2 separate regions of the Homo sapiens genome follow, and region 1 is linked to region 2. A link is an interaction called in ENCODE POLR2A ChIA-PET data of the cell type or tissue named here. Cell type or tissue: Panc1. All regions are shown on one strand. Each heading gives the region's core, and the rest is flanking DNA. Links, peaks and the distances in the headings are about the cores only. Region 1 has its middle 24 kb from the start of GPT2. Region 2 has its middle 57 kb from the start of DNAJA2-DT.

Region 1 (8,331 bases), core at 302-8,301, 170 kb before region 2:
CCCAGGCTGGAGCACAATGGCACGATCTCGGCTCACTGCAACCTCCACCTCCCAGGTTCAAGTGATTCTCCTGCCTCAGCCTCCTGAGTAGCTGGGACTACAGGCGCACGACACCACACCTGGCTAATTTTTGTATTTTTAGTAGAGACAGGGTTTCACTATGTTGGCCAGGCTGGTCTCGAACTCCTGACCTTGTGATCCGCCCACCTCGGCCTCCCAAAGTGCTGGGATTACAGACGTGAGCCACTGCGCCCGGCCAAAAGTAGAATGTTTGTGGAAAAAGACTGGATACATAGCTGGGCGCGGTGGCTCACGCCTGTAATCCCAGCACTTTGGGAGGCTGAAGCGGGTGGATAACCTGAAGTCGGGAGTTCGAGACCAGCCTGACCAATATGGTGAAACCCCGTCTCTATTAAAAATACAAAAATTAGCCGTGCATGGTGGCCGGCGCCTGTAGTCCCAGCTACTCTCAGGAGGCTGAGGCAGGAGAATTGCTTGAACCTGGGAGGCGGAGGTTGCAGTGAGCCGAGATCGTGCCACTGCGCTCCAGCCTGGGAGACAGAGCGAGACTCCGTCTCAAAAAAAAAAAAAAAGACTGGATACAAAGAATATGGAGACAGTCTCTGATGATATCAGTGCCTGGTAGTAGGACCTTAGTAAACATGCAAATGCCTGGATAAAAGTAATTGGCATCGATATGGTTTGCTTTAAGCAGAGAACAAGCCAGCCAGGGATCTAGCCCATTAAGAATTCAAGCAGACTCCTAAAGGCACACAAAAGAAATAAAGGGTAAAAGAAATCACTTTAAAACAGGAAGATTTATATAACCCTGTCTGTGTAGAAGAAAAATGTTCCCAGTTTCGCATGCCATTCGCTGCCAGGATCTGAGATTGTTACTAAGAAAGAGATGGGAGGAGGGTGTTGAGGGAAATAAGATGCCAGGCCAGGACACAGGCACAGAGAATTTGACATTTAGGGTTTGAAAAGACCTGGAACAGAAGCCTCTTTTGCTTTTAAGGCTTCTCTTAATTGCCACATTTGAGGCCTGGGATTTATGAAGAAAGCACTTTTCAAAAGGACAATTTACACTTCATTATAGAGAAAGTTCAAGTGCAGTCCCCAATTTCCCCTCTAGTTGCAATCCTGAGCCATTTGTGGAGCAGCTGTGTCAAGTGGGGAGGAGAGCTATAAATGGTTTATAAATCAGTGCACGACGTCACAGATGGAAGCAGTTGCTGCTGCACCGGCTGGCAGCGAAATTGTGAATCAGTCTAAAGTTCTAGAACAATGTGAATCAAACCTCACAGTGAAATGCCCTTAATGGTATTCAACAGCTATGCCCTCACCCCCAGACCAGCCTCAAGGCAAACCACAACAGCCATGCCCTCACCCCCAGACCAGCCTCAAAGCAAACTACACCCCAGTGTGTGTGGGGGCCAAGGAGACTTTTACTTCACCCTTGGAAGGTTCACTGAAAAATCAGCTCACAAAAGGTAGGTTAATTGGAGAAGAAGCATGACATGTATACACAGGAGACTTCCAAATGAAGACCCAAAGATGCAGGGGAAGTTGTCCATTTTTGCGCTTAGATTCGACAAAGTCTGGACAGCCATGTAGAAATAGGATTGGGCAAAAAGGGTCTGCGCTAACGCTCGCTAATAGACAGAGTGGGGAAACCCAGCAAGATCTGTCGGTCTGGATTCTTCTTGGCCTCTCCAAGCAGCATTCCTTCCCTCTAGGTATGGGGCAGGATCCTCTTTCCAATAGGGATCTTATGACCTACAGTCAAACAGGGTAGGCCAGTTTTTTCACAGAATATTTTTAGGTTTTATGGCTGGCTTGGGGGAAAAAGGGTTTTGGTGTCTATGATCTGCCTTGAGGAAGAGGGATTCTAGTTTCTATAACTAGTTCCTGGGGAGAATGGGCCTAAAAGACAGGAGGGCAGAAGGTCAGTGAAAACCTTTAGCCTCTGAGGCTGCTTCTGCAGCCTTCGTCTTGGGGTATCATTTTCTGAGCTCCAACACATGCAAAGGGGTGATATCTGGAAGTTGCTCATTGCAGACTAAGATGGGTAAACTGATGAAAGGAGTCACTTCAAGCCACAGCATCACTGTCCTAGGCCAAAGGAACACTGCCCTTTGTTGAAAACTTGCTGCATTAGGAATTTCCCCTATTCTCTCCTAAGGATCATGAAATCTCAATAATGGCAAAGATATCTAGATCTTGTTGCATGCCAGTCAGAGTTCTAAGTATTTTATATATATTAAATCAATTTTATGTCAATAATTTTATGAAGGTGAGGCCATTATCTCCCATTGTACAGGTGAGGAAACTGAGGCACAGAGATTGGTAACTTACCCAAGGTCACATACCCTAAATGGTAAAGCCATTGTTAGAACCAAGGTGGTTTGGCACCACAGTACACACCCTCAACCACTGTGACATGCTGCCTCTTGGCACCGCAGTACACACTTTCAACCACTGTGACATGCTGCCTCTTTTTGTTATTGTCGTTAATTCAATTTTTTAAAAAATTGAGGCGGGGGCTAGAAGCGGTGGCTTATGCCTGTAATCCCAGCACTTCGGGAGGCCAAGGTGGGCATATCACTTGAGGTCAGGAGTTCAAGACCAGCCTGGCCAACATGGCAAAACCCCATCTCTACTAAAAAATACAAAAATTAGCTGGGTGCGGTGGTGGGTGCCTGTAATCCCAGCTACTCAGGAGGCTGAGGCAGGAGAATCGCTTGAACTGGGAGATGGAGGTTGCAGTGAGCTGAGATCGCGCCACTGCACTCCAGCCTGGGCGAAAGAACGACACTCTCCCTTAAAAAAAAAAAAAATGAGATGGGGTCTTGCTACATTGCCTAGGCTGGTCTCAACTCCTGGGCTCAAGAAATCCTCCCACTTCTACCTTCCAAAGTGCTGGGATTACAGGTGTGAACCACCATGCCTGGCCCTGTGTGTGTGTGTGAGACAGGGTCTCACTGTCGCCCAGGCTGGAGTACAGTGGTGCAATCTCGGCTCACTGAAACCTCTCCCTCCTGGGTTCAAGTAATTCTTGTGCCTCAGCCTCCCGAGTAGCTGGGATTACAGGTTCCTGCCACCACGCCCAGCTGATTTTTGTATTTTTAGTACAGACGGGGTTTCACCTTGTTGGCCAGGCTGGTCTTGAACTCCTGACCTCAGATGATCCGCAAGCCTTGGCCTCCCAAAGTGCTGGGATTATAGGTGTGAGTCACTGTGCCCTGCCCTTTTTTTTTTTTTTCAAATTGAGGCTGCTGCCTTTCAGAGGGGGTGCCATCTGAGCTATGCTGAGCTATCCCTTGTCACATCCCCCCTCCCTTCCTCTTCATTCAAGGAATTCTGATGAGGCTGCCATCTTCATTGGTAACCAGCAGTGGAGACTTTGACTAGGTATGAGCCAGTCGGACATCAGCCTTGCCCTGACCTCAGTGATGTGGGCGGGACCCAGGCTGGGGCTGTGATGCAGTGAGAACCAGTGAGTCACGATGAGACTTTTCCTGAGGCCTCTGAAGTTCTCTGTTCTCTGCTGATTTTGGATGGCAGGGAGTTCAGCAAGGATCTACTGGAGCCCTTTCACTACATGAGGGGAAGCTGCCTGAAGGGAAGTCGACAAAAACAGAGAAAATAGCAAAAAGGGGACCTGGGCTGCAGACCAGGACCCACAGCAGTGACTGGGGCATCACCAAGAGCACATAGTGTTGGACTCATGTCACATAATATAAATGGGCCCTGAGACTGGGAAGGGCAATATTGCCATCACCTCATTTGAATCCTGAATCCAGCCACTCCTGAAGTGTCAAATACCTCCACACTCCATGAGCCAATGTATATGTTTTTAAAAGGCAATATGAGTGGGGTTTTCTGCCACTTGAATAATAATGCATCCTAATCAAAACAATCTCAATGAGCCTAGCAAAAACCGAGCCAGAAAGCCCATTAGTTACCAATGCTGGGATGGAACAGTAAGTCTGTCAGTCAAAAATGAAACTGTGAATCAAGGTCCTCACCATGCTAAACAACAGAGAAAGAGCCAGGAACATGTTTCTAAAATCCTCAACCATTCTCAAGCTTTACATTTTTGTACAAATGGAGAATGGCAACAGCACAGATAATCCCTCACAACTGCATTAAAGGATTCACTTTCATGATTGCATTTCACTCTGGTTAATGTTAAAATGACTATGTCCCATCCTCAGCAGACTCCGGTGCATGGTCCTCAGCCCTGCTGAGATGGCATTTAAGTCAGCCAGGCATCCAAAGGGAACCCAGAGACAAGGGGACTTTAGCCTCATCTATGTGTTCATCTCTTATGAAGGAAGGTCATATAATTGAAAGTTATCTTTAAAAAGTTGAAGTCAGGGGCTGGGCATGGTGGCTCACGCTTGTAAATCCCAGCACTTTTGGGAGACCGAGATGGGAAGATCACTTGAGCTCCGGAGTTCAAGACCAGAGGCTTGGCAAAATAATGAGACCACATCTCTACAAACATGAAAAATAAAAAAATTATCCAGGTGTGGTGGCGTGTGCCTGTAATCCCAGCTACTCAGGAGGCTGAGGCAGGAGGATCACTTGAACCCAGAGGTCAAGGCTGCAGTGAGTTGTGATCACACCACTGCACTCTAGCCTGGACAACACAATGAGACCCTGTCTCAAAATTAAAAATAAAAATAGGCCAAGCATGCTGGCTCACACCTGTAATCCCAGCACTTTGGGAGGCCGAGACAGGCGGATCATCCGAGGTCAGCAGTTCAAGACCAGCCTGACCAACACAGAGAAACCCCGTCTCTACTAAAAACAAAAAAAATTAGCCAGGCATGATGACATATGCCTATAATCCCAGCTACTCAAGAGGCTGAGGTAGGGGAATCACTTGAACCCAGGAGGCAGAGGTTGCGGTGAGCCAAGATCACACCATTGCGCTCCAGCCTGGGCAACAAGAGCTAAACTCCATCTCAAAAATAAATAAATAAATAAATAATAAAAATAAAAATAAAAAGTTTGAGTTAAAGAACAAGTCATATAATTACACTATCTTAGATGAATGTTTTTATACTTTTTTTTAAAGTAGTGGAACCCTCAAATAAAACCTGATATGAAACACTGTAATAAACATGTGTTATGTTTTGCCTTCTTTGGGTGTAGAATCTAATATAAGGTAGCTTGCTTCCTGGGAACCACATCCTATTCACATCTGAGTGTGGTTCCAGCACATGGTCCTGGCCTGGCCATGGGGGCAAATATAATAATTTGCTTCCTGAGCTCTCATGGTTCTTTTTCCCTTCATAATTCTGGAAAGACACAGCAGTGGTATAGTTTTTTGATCTCCTAGAATCCACCTTGCAGGAAAAAAAAAAAAAAAAAAAAAGGCAGAGCAACTAGATGGTAAAACCAAAAACCTATGAAGAGCATTTTCAACAAAGCCAGATTATAAGGTATCCCCATGAACTGTAAAAGGTAAGAGCATGACGACAACAATTCCCACCACTATAAGATCTATATGATATTCGCATTTATATAGAATAATGCAGAGGGAAGAGATAGGGCACCTCAGGGGCCAGCAAACAGGTCTTCGCAGGAGGGCAGAGTGAGCCAAACTGAGAAAAGCAGCTAAAGTGGGAGGTGTTCTGCATGCTTCAATATGGGTGAGTACAAGGAGTCTCTGATAAGACTGGAGGGGTTGGAGCAATTGAGGCAACATCAACTTTTTTTTTTTTTTTTTTTTTGAGACGGAGTATTACTCTGTCACCCAGGCTGGAGTGCAGTGGCGCAGTCTCGGCTCACTGCAAGCTCCGCCTCCCTGGTTCACCATTCTCCTGCCTCAGCCTCCCGAGTAGCTGGGACTACAGGTGCCCGCCAACATGCCCGGCTAATTTTTTTAATTATTATTATTTTTAGTAGAGATGGGGTTTCACCGTGTTAGCCAGGATGGTCTCAATCTCCTGACCTTGTGATCCACCCGCCTCAGCCTCCCAAAGTACTGGGATTACAGGCATGAGCCACCGCGCCCGGCCGCAACATCAACTTTTAAAGCAATTGTCTTAGTCCTTTTGTGTTGCTATGAAGAAAGACCTGAGGCTGAGTAATTTATTAAGAAAAGAGGTTTATTTGGCTCACAGCTCTGCAGACTGTATAAGAAGCATGACGCCAGCATCTGCTTCTGGTGAGGCCTTAGGAAGCTTCCACTCATGGCTGAAGGGGAAGGGCAGCCAGCATGGGCAGAGATCACATGATGAGAGAGAGCAGCAAGAAGAGAGAGGAGGAGGCACCAGGCTCTTTATAACAACCTACTTTCTTGGGAACTAGTAGAGTAAGAACTTACTCATTACCACAAAGAGGTCACCAAGACATTCATGAGGGATCCACCCCCATAACCCAAACACCTCCTGTTAGGCCTTGCTGCCAACGCTGGGGATCAGATATCTTTTTTTTTTTTTTGAGACGGAGTCTCGCTCTTTTGCCCAGGCAGGAGTACACGGCACAATCTCGGCTCAAGTGATTCTCCTCCCTCGGCTTACTGAGTAGGTGGGATTACAAGTGTGAGCCACCACGCCCAGCTAACTTTTGTATTTTTAGTAGAGACAGGGTTTCACCATGTTGGCCAGGCTGGTCTCAAACTCCTGGCCTCAAGTGGCCTCCTAAAGTGTTAAGATTACAGGCGTGAGCCACTGCCCGGCTGGGGATCAAATTTCAACATGAAGTTTGGAGGTTTAAATATTCAAGCTACAGCACTAATCAACCAAGCTCCCTTCCACAAAACAGATAAACAGTATAAACTAGTATTTTGAAACTAGCTAAAAGACATTTTGAAAGATACAAAGAACAACATACATACGTAAATCAGAACTAGAAAAATATAGCAATTAGGTGATAAAACTCAAGGAAAAAATAGTAATAAATAAAAAATTTATTTCAGAAATGAAACTAAACCAGAAGGAAAACAAAAGTAAATAAATAAGCTGGGCACAGTGGCTCACACCTGTAATCCCAGCACTTTGGGAGGCTGAGGCAGGAAGATTGCTTGAGCTCAGGAGTTTGAGCAACATAGTGAAACCCCATCTCTACCAAACATTAAAAAAAATTAGCCCGGCATGATGGTGTGTGCCAATAATCCCAGCTATTCCGGTGGCTTAGGTGGGAGGATCACTTAAGCACAGACTTCAGTGAGCTGTGATTGTGCCACTGTACTACAGACATAGTGAGGCCCTGTCTCAACAACAACAACAAAAAAGTAGATAAATGCTACAAGTATTGCCTGATAAGAAATAGAAGGTGAAAAAAATTAAAATTGAAAATAAGGAAAAAAGAAAACAAAAAGTATGTGCAAAAAAGTGACAAATATTGAAGCCATGCAAATAAGATCTCTGAAAATAATTAAAAATCTAAGCTATTGGAACTCTAAATTATTTTGAGCCTTAGAGGAATGTTACCTGACAGGCAACTGTAACTTAGGCAGCTGTAACCCTTTGCTTCTGATTATAGATTAGTCTTATTACTTACCTACATTGTTTTGTAAAATGTTTCAAATGACTAAAGGGCATCAGGAAAGACTCTTCACTGTTGATCTTCATTATAGATTGACTTCCCTCTTACCTTTCTCACATAGACTTTTTGGCCATCACATTGTCATAAAATGGAATGCTAAATACCTTAAATTGGAAAGGAGGGCCAGGAGGTGGCTCACACCTGTAATTTCAGCACCTTGGGAAGCCTAGGTGAGAGGATTTTTTGAGGCCAGGAGTTTGAGACCAGCCTGCTCAACAGTGAGATCCTATTTCTTCTTATTATTTTTTTAAAAATTAACCAGACATGGCGGCAAGCACCTGTAGTCCCAGCTACTCAGGAAGCTCAGGTGGGAGGATCCCTTGAACCTGGGAGGTCAAGGCTGCAATGAGTCATGTTTGCACCATTGTACTCCACCCTGGACGAAAGAGGAACATCCTGTCTCAAAAATAAATAACTATGTAGGAAAGGAAATGAAAACCAGTTGTAAAGAAAAGAAACCAAGCCATATAGAAAAGGAAAGAAGCTGTAACTAAATGGTTGTTAACTCATGAACCAGCCTCATATAGAAAATGATCCTACTTCTTTGTTTTCTGCCTACTTAAGCAAGAACTTAACTCTCAACTTCAGAACACTGACCCCATTTCCCTACACGCTGTGTCTCCCAGATAGTCATTCCCAACATTTTGCTTTAATAAACTCTTTAAAACTGGATTCTGGGCGGGGCACGGTGGCTCACGCCTGTAATCCCAGCACTTTGGGAGGCCGAGGCAGGCGGATCACGAGGTCAGGAGATTGAGACCATCC
Region 2 (8,331 bases), core at 324-8,323:
TCCCCGCCTCCAACTCAGTTGTGCCTCTTCCTCAGTGTGTGATTGGTTTATATCCACATAGTATCTGTATGGACTAAAAGGCCACAGTGGCTAAATGCTCCGACAGTGACCCTGAGCATCTTTGGCCCCTGGGGCCAGCAGAGGCCTGGGCCTGGAATAGGGGCTCAGTAAAAGGTGTGGAGATGAGCAAGGCATCAATTCCACATCCCACATGTTACTCAACCAGGGCCAGATGAGCAAGGATTAAGTCAATTGCACTAACCAAACTTGATACACGCATCATCTTGATGCCATTCAGGCAAACCACAATTCAGTGGAAAAGGGTCGAACAGCCTGCCTGCCTGCCTGCCTGCCTGCCTGCCTGCCTGCCTGCCTTCCTTCCTTCCTTCCTTCCTTCCTTCCTTCCTTCCTTCCTTCCTTCCCTCCCTTCCTTTCCTTTCTTTTCTCTCTTTCTTTCTCTCTCTCTTTCTTCTCTCTCTGTTGACCAGCCTGGAGTGCAGTGGTGCCATCTGGGCTCAAGGCAACCTCTGCCTCCCATGTTCAAGCGATTTCTCCTGACTCAGCCTCCCGAGTAGCTGGGATTACAGGCACCTGCCACCACCCCTGGCTAATTTTTGTATTTTTAGTAGAGAAGGGGTTTCACCATGTTGGCCAGGCGGGTCTTGAACTCCTGATCTCAAGTGATCTGCCCGCCTTGGCCTCCCAAAGTCCTGGGATTACAGGCATGAGCCACCGTGGTCAGCCTCTTTCTTTAAAAAAAAAAATTTTTTTTTTGAGATGGCATCTCGCTTTGTTGCCCAGGCTGGAGGACAGTGGCACAATCTTGGCTCACTGCAACCTCTACCTCCTGGGTTCAAGTGATTCTCCTGCCTCGGCCTCCCAAGTAGCTGGGACTACAAGCATGCCACCACACACAGCTAATTTTTTTTTTTTTGGTATTTTTAGTAGAGACGGGGTTTCATCATGTTTACCAGGCTGGTCTCGAACTCCTGACCTCAAGTGATCCACCTGCCTTGGCCTCCCAAAGTGCTGGGATTACAGGTGTGAGCCACTGCACCCAGCCAGCCTTTTTCTTTTTTTAAGTTAAGGTCTTGCTCTCGTCACCCAGGCTGGGGTGCCGTGGTACGATCATAGCTCGCTGCAGCCTGGAACTCCTGGGCTCAAGGGATCCTCCCACCTCAGCCATGCCTGGCTGTTTTCAAATTTTTGTAGGGGAAGTCTTGCTATGTTGCCTGGGGTGGTCTTGAACTCCTGGTCTCAAGCGATTCTCCCAGCTCAGCCTCCTAAAGTGCTGGGACTATAGGAATGAGCTATCATGCCCAACCCAGACAGGTTTCTTAACATGGTGTAGAAGAGTTAATTCATGGAAAGTTCTACTCTTTATTCAATTGTTTTGGCATCATTTATACTGCTGATATTTTATCTGCCTTTTCCAGATTTAAAAATAAATTCTGGCCAGGCATAGTGGCTCACATCTGTAATCCCAGCACTTTGGGAGGCCAAGGCGGGTGGATTACCTGAGATCAGGAGTTCGAGACCAGCCTGGCCAACAGGGTGAAACCCCATCTCTACTAAAAATACAAAAATTACCCAGGCGTGGTGGCAGGTGCCAGTAATTCCAGCTACTTGGGAGGCTGAGGCACGAGAATCGCTTGAATCCAGGAGGCAGAGATTGCAATGAGCCGAGATCATGCCACTGCATGCCAGCCCGGGTGACAGAGTGTCACTCTGCCTAAAAAAAAAAAAAAAACCTTCAAGTCTTAAAAAAAATATCTTTTCTGGCCAACTCAGCAGGAAAGAGGCTCAACAGGAGAGCCAGCCATTTATTTTTAAATGTTTAAGTATGGCTATATAACTATATATATATTTTTATAGAGCATTTAAACATTTACTTTTGCCACTAAGTTATTGCTCCTTAAGGCTTTCTGTGAGCGATAGTTGAACACAATAGGGTTATAGTGTTTTAATAGAGAGAAATACAGTCTTTATGAAATAAGCTACTGTTTAGATAGACTCTTTGGCTTAGTAAAAGTGGTTCTTATCTAAAGCTCAGTTTCTGAATCGGGAAAGGCATTTGTTAGAAGCGTCATCTAGCACGCTTCAGTGCTGGAAACAGAAGCTGGGCAAGAACATAAAAAATCCATTTATAAACTCAATGAGTCTTCTTTTCATAAGTAGCAACTTGTCTCCTGAATTGGTTGAGACTCAGTTCTGACTGTAGACATAGTTCTGCTCTAGAAAGCTCTGACATGATTCCAGTCTATTAGTGCCTTGGAGGGCACAGAACTGTACCTTTAATGCAGCTCTTGGTCTAATCTTCCTGCCAGAAAGGAACCTGCAGAACTCCAGGAACCAAAATTGCTGCTGTAAAATTGGAGGTTGACTAGGAAAATGCCTTTTCCTATCAAGTCACGTGTGCTGGGGTAAGAAACGTATGAAATGTCTTTCTGTGCAGGGTGAGATGATAGGGGCTCAATTTCTGCCTCTAGAAGGTTATAGTGTGAGAAGCGCACAGGGCTGAAGGGGTCTGCAGTGTTCGTAGTCATGGAATAAGTGCTCTTTTAGAATAGAGAGATTTCGTCAGTAAATAAAGGACGTTATATATTGAGGTGCCAAAAGGCTTGATTTGAAATAACATCAGGCATAATTTATGAGTTAGCCACTGACTTGTTAGCCTATTGTATAAAGCCAGAGGTTAAACTGGGCCAAGGCCACAAACAGCCTCATAGGGCCATTTTGTTTGGATTTAGGGAAACAATGGCTTCCTATAAATGGTTCTTAAATGTAGCTGATCTTCAGAGTTGCCCAGGAAACTTTTAAAACACAAATTCTCAGGCCCGTTCCCAGATGTACTGAATGAGGAGTGGGAGGATGAGGTCCAGGAACCCTGAGTTTGGGATTCAGGTCACTGGATGGGACCTTGGAGAAAGAATTTAGGCCAGGCAGATCTGGTTTTCAATCTTGCCTGTGTGACCTTGAGCAACTGTCTTGACTGTTCTGAGCTTCAGAACCTTTAAGAAGAGTAACTTTGGAGTGAGTTGATGAGACAGCACATGTCAAGTGTCTCAGAGGATTGGCATCAAGGATGCTTTGCTCCAGCAAATGATGCCACTGACGCCACCGCCCTTTGGGATTTCTGTGGACATGATGCCCAAGTAAACCATAATCAGATTGCCACATAGCAGGTCAGGCCACTGGCTGAATCTCAGAGAGGAAGTGTTTGACATCCTGGTTCTTTCTGATAACCTCCAATTGAACCTAATTAAATGTGTGTCCACCCACTCAAAAGCCAACAGCAGGCCAGGCATGGTGGCTCAGGCCTGTAATCCCAGCACTTGGGGGGGCCGAGGCAGGCAGATCACTTCAGGTCAGCAGTTCAAGACCAGCCTGGCCAGCAAGGTGAAACCCTGTCTCTACTAAAAATATAAAAACTAGCTGGGTGAAGTGGTGGGCGCCTGTAATCCCAGCTACTCAGGAGGCTGAGGCAGGAGAATTGCTTGAACCCAGGAGGCAGAGGTTGCAGTAAGCCGAGATCGTGTCACTGCACTCCAGCCTGGGTGACAGAGCAAGACTTTGTCTCAAAAAAAAAAAAAAAAAAAAAAAAAAAAAGGCCAAGAGCAGGTGGATGGAACCAGTTGAGCAGCCTGGTGTAGGCCTTGGGGCTTCCAATTCACTTGAGGGACATCTCTTGCCCTGGGTCCCCTAAACATGCGATAATCATGCTTTGTGCTTGTAAGCCTCAATATCTCCAAGGCTCACTGGCTTCTCACTATAATTGGGTGAGGGGATTGCCTGTAGGCGATGTCCCCCAGACAGCTCCTGGCTGGCCTGGATCTTCTTCAGCGATCAGAAACTAAGGGAAATCAGGGGCATTTGGAGGCACAGGTTAAAATGGCTGAGCTTCCTGGATTGACAATTGTACTGGACGCTTGGAAGGAACAGCATTATTCCCTCCATAATAGCTTTTATTTATTTAGTGTTTGCTTTGTGCCAGGCATTTTTTTTTTTTTTTTTTGAGACAGTCACCTTGCTCTGTCACCTAGGCTGGAGTGCAGTGGTGCAATCTCAGCTCACTGCAACCTTCACCTCCCGGGCTCAGGTGATCCTCCCACCTCAGCCTCCTGAGTAGCTGGGACCAAGGCATGTGCCACCAGGCCCAGCTGATTTCTGTATGTTTTTGTAGAGACGGGGTTTCACTATGTGACCCAGGCTGATCTCAAACTCCTGGGCTCAAGCAATCCTCCCATCTCAGCCTCCCAAGTAGCTGGGACTACAGGCGTGTGCCACCAGGCCCAGTTAATTTTTGTATTTTTAGTAGAGATGGGGTTTCACCATGTTGGCCAGGATGGTCTCGATCTCTTGACCTCATGATCTGCCCACCTCAGCCTCCCAAAGTGCTGGGATTACAGGTGTGAGCCACAGCGCCCAGCCCCATTTTTAATTTAACTTTTTATTTATTTATTTTTAATTTTCTTTTGAGACAGAGTCTCACTCTGTCACCCAGGCTGGAGTGCAGTCGTGCTGTCTCGGCTCCCTGCCACCTCTGCCTCCCGGGTTCAAGGGATTCTCCTGCCTCAGCCTCCCAAGTAGCTGGGATTACAGGTGCGCGCCACCATGCCCAGCTATTTTCTTGTATTTTTAGTAGAGATAGGGTTTCACCATTTTGGCTAGGCTGGTGTCGAACTCCTAAACTCAAGTGATCCACCTGCCTTGGCCTTCCAAAGTGCTAGGATTACAAGCATGAGCCACTGCACCCAGCCTAGTTTAAGTTTTTAAATGGAATTTTAAAAATATACACACAGGGAAATTCAGTGAAAGGAATGATACATACACTTCAGAGGGATGAGGGAGCCATCAGTCACTGGCCAAAGGCTGTTGCTGGAGAGTTCTAACTTCCTGGCATCTCCAGTCTGCCTTGCCTAGGAAGAATGGCTTTCCCTGTCTTCCTTGTACAGATCCTGGTGGTTAGGCGTGTGCCAATGCCATGGACAAGGTCAGTCCTGTGGCATGTGGGTCAGGCACCAGCAGCATCTGCTATAGAGGCTGAGGGTGAGGGAAGTGTCTCAAAACAGACACAGGTAGGTGATTGTAGGTTTCTGGGTTTTGCACTGGAAGGTTGGGGAATCCTTCCTTGAGACAGAGAGCACCGGAGGGGTAATCGGGAGGGGCAGGTGGGGGAAGCGCCTGAGTTTGGTTTGAACGTGTTGAGTTGGGCTCATCCACATGGAGATGTCAAGATGGCAGATGGAGTTTTGGGTCTCAGGCTCAGGGAAAAGGTCAGCAGTTTGAGATCAGCCTGGCCAACATAGCAAAACCCTGTCTCTACTAAAAATACAAAAATTAGCCGGGCGTGATGTCGTGCACCTGTAGTCCCAGCTACCTGGGAGGCTGAGGCAGGAGAATCACTTGAACCAGGGAGTCAAAGGTTGCAGTGAGCCAAGATCATGCCACCATACTCCAGCCTGGGCAATAGAGTGAGACTACATAAAAAAAAAAAAAAAAGAAAAAGAAAAAGAAAAAGAAAAAAAGAAACCCTCTGACTCCTCACCTTTAGGGTGGCTTAGATCTCAAAGACTGTCCACAGAGTTTCCTTATCTTCCTTATATTGGCTCACAGAGGACCACTGACTACATTTGCTCAACACAAGATCCCTCAAACTATTTAATATTTGGTCAGCATAAAATCTTTAGAATTCCTTTGCCAATGCTATATTGGCAAAGTTTTTATCTGACCAAGACATTCTAAAGCATGAGTATATAATGGCTCATTAACATTCTGCTAACACTGATCAGTACCTACTTACATCTAAGACATCTTGTGAATCCAGTGAATAAAAGCACGCCCATCATAACAGCAGCGAGGCACATCTGGAAGATGAGGAATCCGTAATGCATTATCTTGTATCATTGAAAGTCCAAGGATCTTGATCCATGGACAATCATAAATCCAGAGGCTGGGCCTGGCACGGTGGCTCACGCCTGTAATCTCAGCACTTTGGGAGGCCGAGGCAGGCAGATCACCTGAGGTCGGGAGTTTGAGACCAGCCTGACCAACATGGAGAAACCCTGTCTCTACTAAAAATACAAAAATTAGCCAGGCGTGGTGGCGCATGCCTGTAATCCCAGCTACTCAGGAGGCCGAGGCAGGAGAATGGCTTGAACCTGGGAGGCAGAGGTTGCAGTGGGCCGAGATCACGCCATTGCACTCCAGCCTGGGCAACAAGGGCGAAACTCTGTCTCAAAAACAAACAAACAAACAAACAAACAAACAAACAAAGCAGAAAGAGGCTACCAGCAGCCTGACAGGTGAGGTGGACACTTCACCCCTTCAGGCCTCTGGGTTTGAACCATCAGGTAGAAGGGAGGCTGGAGCCATCCATTCCCCAGGCTTCTCCTATAAATGAACTCTGGTTCAGCGCTGCCCCCAGTCCTGTCCTGGCCTTGGTAGGAGCAGAGAACAGATGGTCTAAAACCCATCACGGTCAGGCTGACCTCCCACCGCCTCCCTCCACACACATGGCCCCCAGCTGGGGTAGAGGCAGAAGGAGTGGGAGAGAGAGGTTCTAAAATATGTGTACAAACATTGAAATTGTTTTTCCATCCTTATCTCCAGTTTCTGTTTCATGGGTCTTTCTGTGGAAATAAAACTCTAAGTTTACTGGTGGTTATTAAAACAATGAATTTCCTCCTCCAATGGAGACAAGTGCAATGGCTGGACTTTTAGTGTCTAATTACCAGGAGCAGTTAAAGTAGCTTAGTAAGTGGGTGTCCAGATGACTTAGGTGTTCTTGCATATTTCAATATCTATTTAAAGAAAGGGTGCCCAGCCTCCATTAACATCCAGAGATTCTCCTAGAAGCCACCCTATTTCCCATCATTAAGGTCAATCTGAGTTTCCAAACAAAGAGCAGGATAAATGAATTGGACCTGCCAGGCCCAGGAAGCCCTGGGCTCCTCAGCCTAGCAACAGCTCCCAGTGTTGTTCTTTTTCAGTAAAATGAAGGTCAAAGGAATCATGTGGCCTCTGGCTTTGAGAGAAAGAAATCTTCCCAGGGGACTCCTAAGACAGTGAAGGGAACTGTGAGCCCACCACAGGGGAAGCAGGACAGACTCAGGCTGTGAGTCCATCTTGCACTTTCTTTTTCTTCTTTTCTTTTCTTTCTTTTTTTTTTTTTTAGACAAAGTCTTGCTCTGTCCCCCAGGCTGGAGTGCAGTGGCATGATCTCAGCTCACTGCAGCCTTGACTTCCTGGGTTCAAGCGATCCTCCTCCCTTAGCCTCTTGAGTAGCTGGGACTATAGGTACTCACCACCAGGCCCCGGTAAGTTTTTTGTACTTTTTGTAGAGATGGGGTTTTGCCATGTTGTCCAGGCTGGTCTCGAACTCCTGAGCTTAAGCTATCTGCCCGCCTCAGCCTCCCAAAGTGCTGGGATTTCGGGCATGAGCTAACATGCCTGGCCTCTTGCACTTCATGGTTGTACTTCAGATCTTATTGGGCAGAATCTTTCCACTTTCTTTTCTTTCTCTCTCTCTCGTTCTTTTTCTTCTCCTTCTCCTTCTTCTTCTTTTCTTTTTTGAAACAGTCTCTTGCTTTGCTGCCCAGGCTGCAGTACAGTGGTGTGATCATGGCTCCCTGTGGCCTCCAATGCCTAGGCTCAAGCAGTCCTCCTCTCTCTGCCTCCCGAGTAGCTGGGACTACAGCCACATGCCACCAGGCCCGACTTTTTAAAAGTTTTGTAGAGATGGGGTCTTGCTATGTTGCCCAGGCTGGTCTTGAATTCCTGGCCTCAAGGAATCCTCCCACCTCAGCCTCCCAAAATGTTGAGATTACAGACATGAACCATGGCACACAGTCTTTCTACTTTCTTTTGTGCTTAAAAAGAATGCACACATATCAATTATCTCCTAAGCTTTGGTGTGGGCAGGTTGAAGTAATCTGAAAAAAAAAATGGATTGTGTATCGATATTACTCTAAAGCATTTATATGGAAAGTGGAAAAAATGCAGATGAACATGTTCCCTTTGTCATTGTGGAAAATAACACACCTGGCTTGCTAAAAGCTTTTTTCTTTTTTCTTTTTCTTTTATTACAGGCATGAGCCACTGCACCCAGCCTTTTAAAAAACTTTTTGGCCAGGTTGTTTTATAGGCTCATGCCTATAATCCCTGTTCTTTAGGAGGCTGATGCAGGTAGATCCTTTGAGCCCAGGAGTTTGAGACCAGCCTGTGCAACATAGTGAAACCCCGTCTCTACAAAAATATACAAAAATTAGTCAAGCATGGTGGCATGCACCTGTGATCCCAGCTACTGAGGAGGCTGAAGTGGGAGGAGTT

The links. ChIA-PET counts read pairs that join two places held together with the same protein. Peaks named below come from ENCODE experiments on the same cell type or tissue, not always from the same donor. Only the 100,000 strongest peaks of a DNase experiment are listed, where the experiment ranks them.
Region 1: POLR2A ChIA-PET joins it to region 2 with 14 read pairs; 2 of 35 experiments call an interaction of 5 or more read pairs at or near these places.

What each region holds. Positions count from the first base shown.
Region 1 is chr16:46,856,591-46,864,921 of GRCh38, forward strand. No RefSeq gene overlaps it. Among named protein-coding and RNA genes, the nearest start is that of GPT2, 24 kb to the right of the region's middle. RefSeq lists enhancers at 3,327-3,621, 7,977-8,106. In Panc1, for the core only: CTCF peaks have their summits at 1,138 and 1,358; a DNase peak (open chromatin) is centred at 3,461.
Region 2 is chr16:47,026,904-47,035,234 of GRCh38, forward strand. No RefSeq gene overlaps it. Among named protein-coding and RNA genes, the nearest start is that of DNAJA2-DT, 57 kb to the left of the region's middle. In Panc1, for the core only: no CTCF peak of the experiment used is centred there; no DNase peak of the experiment used is centred there.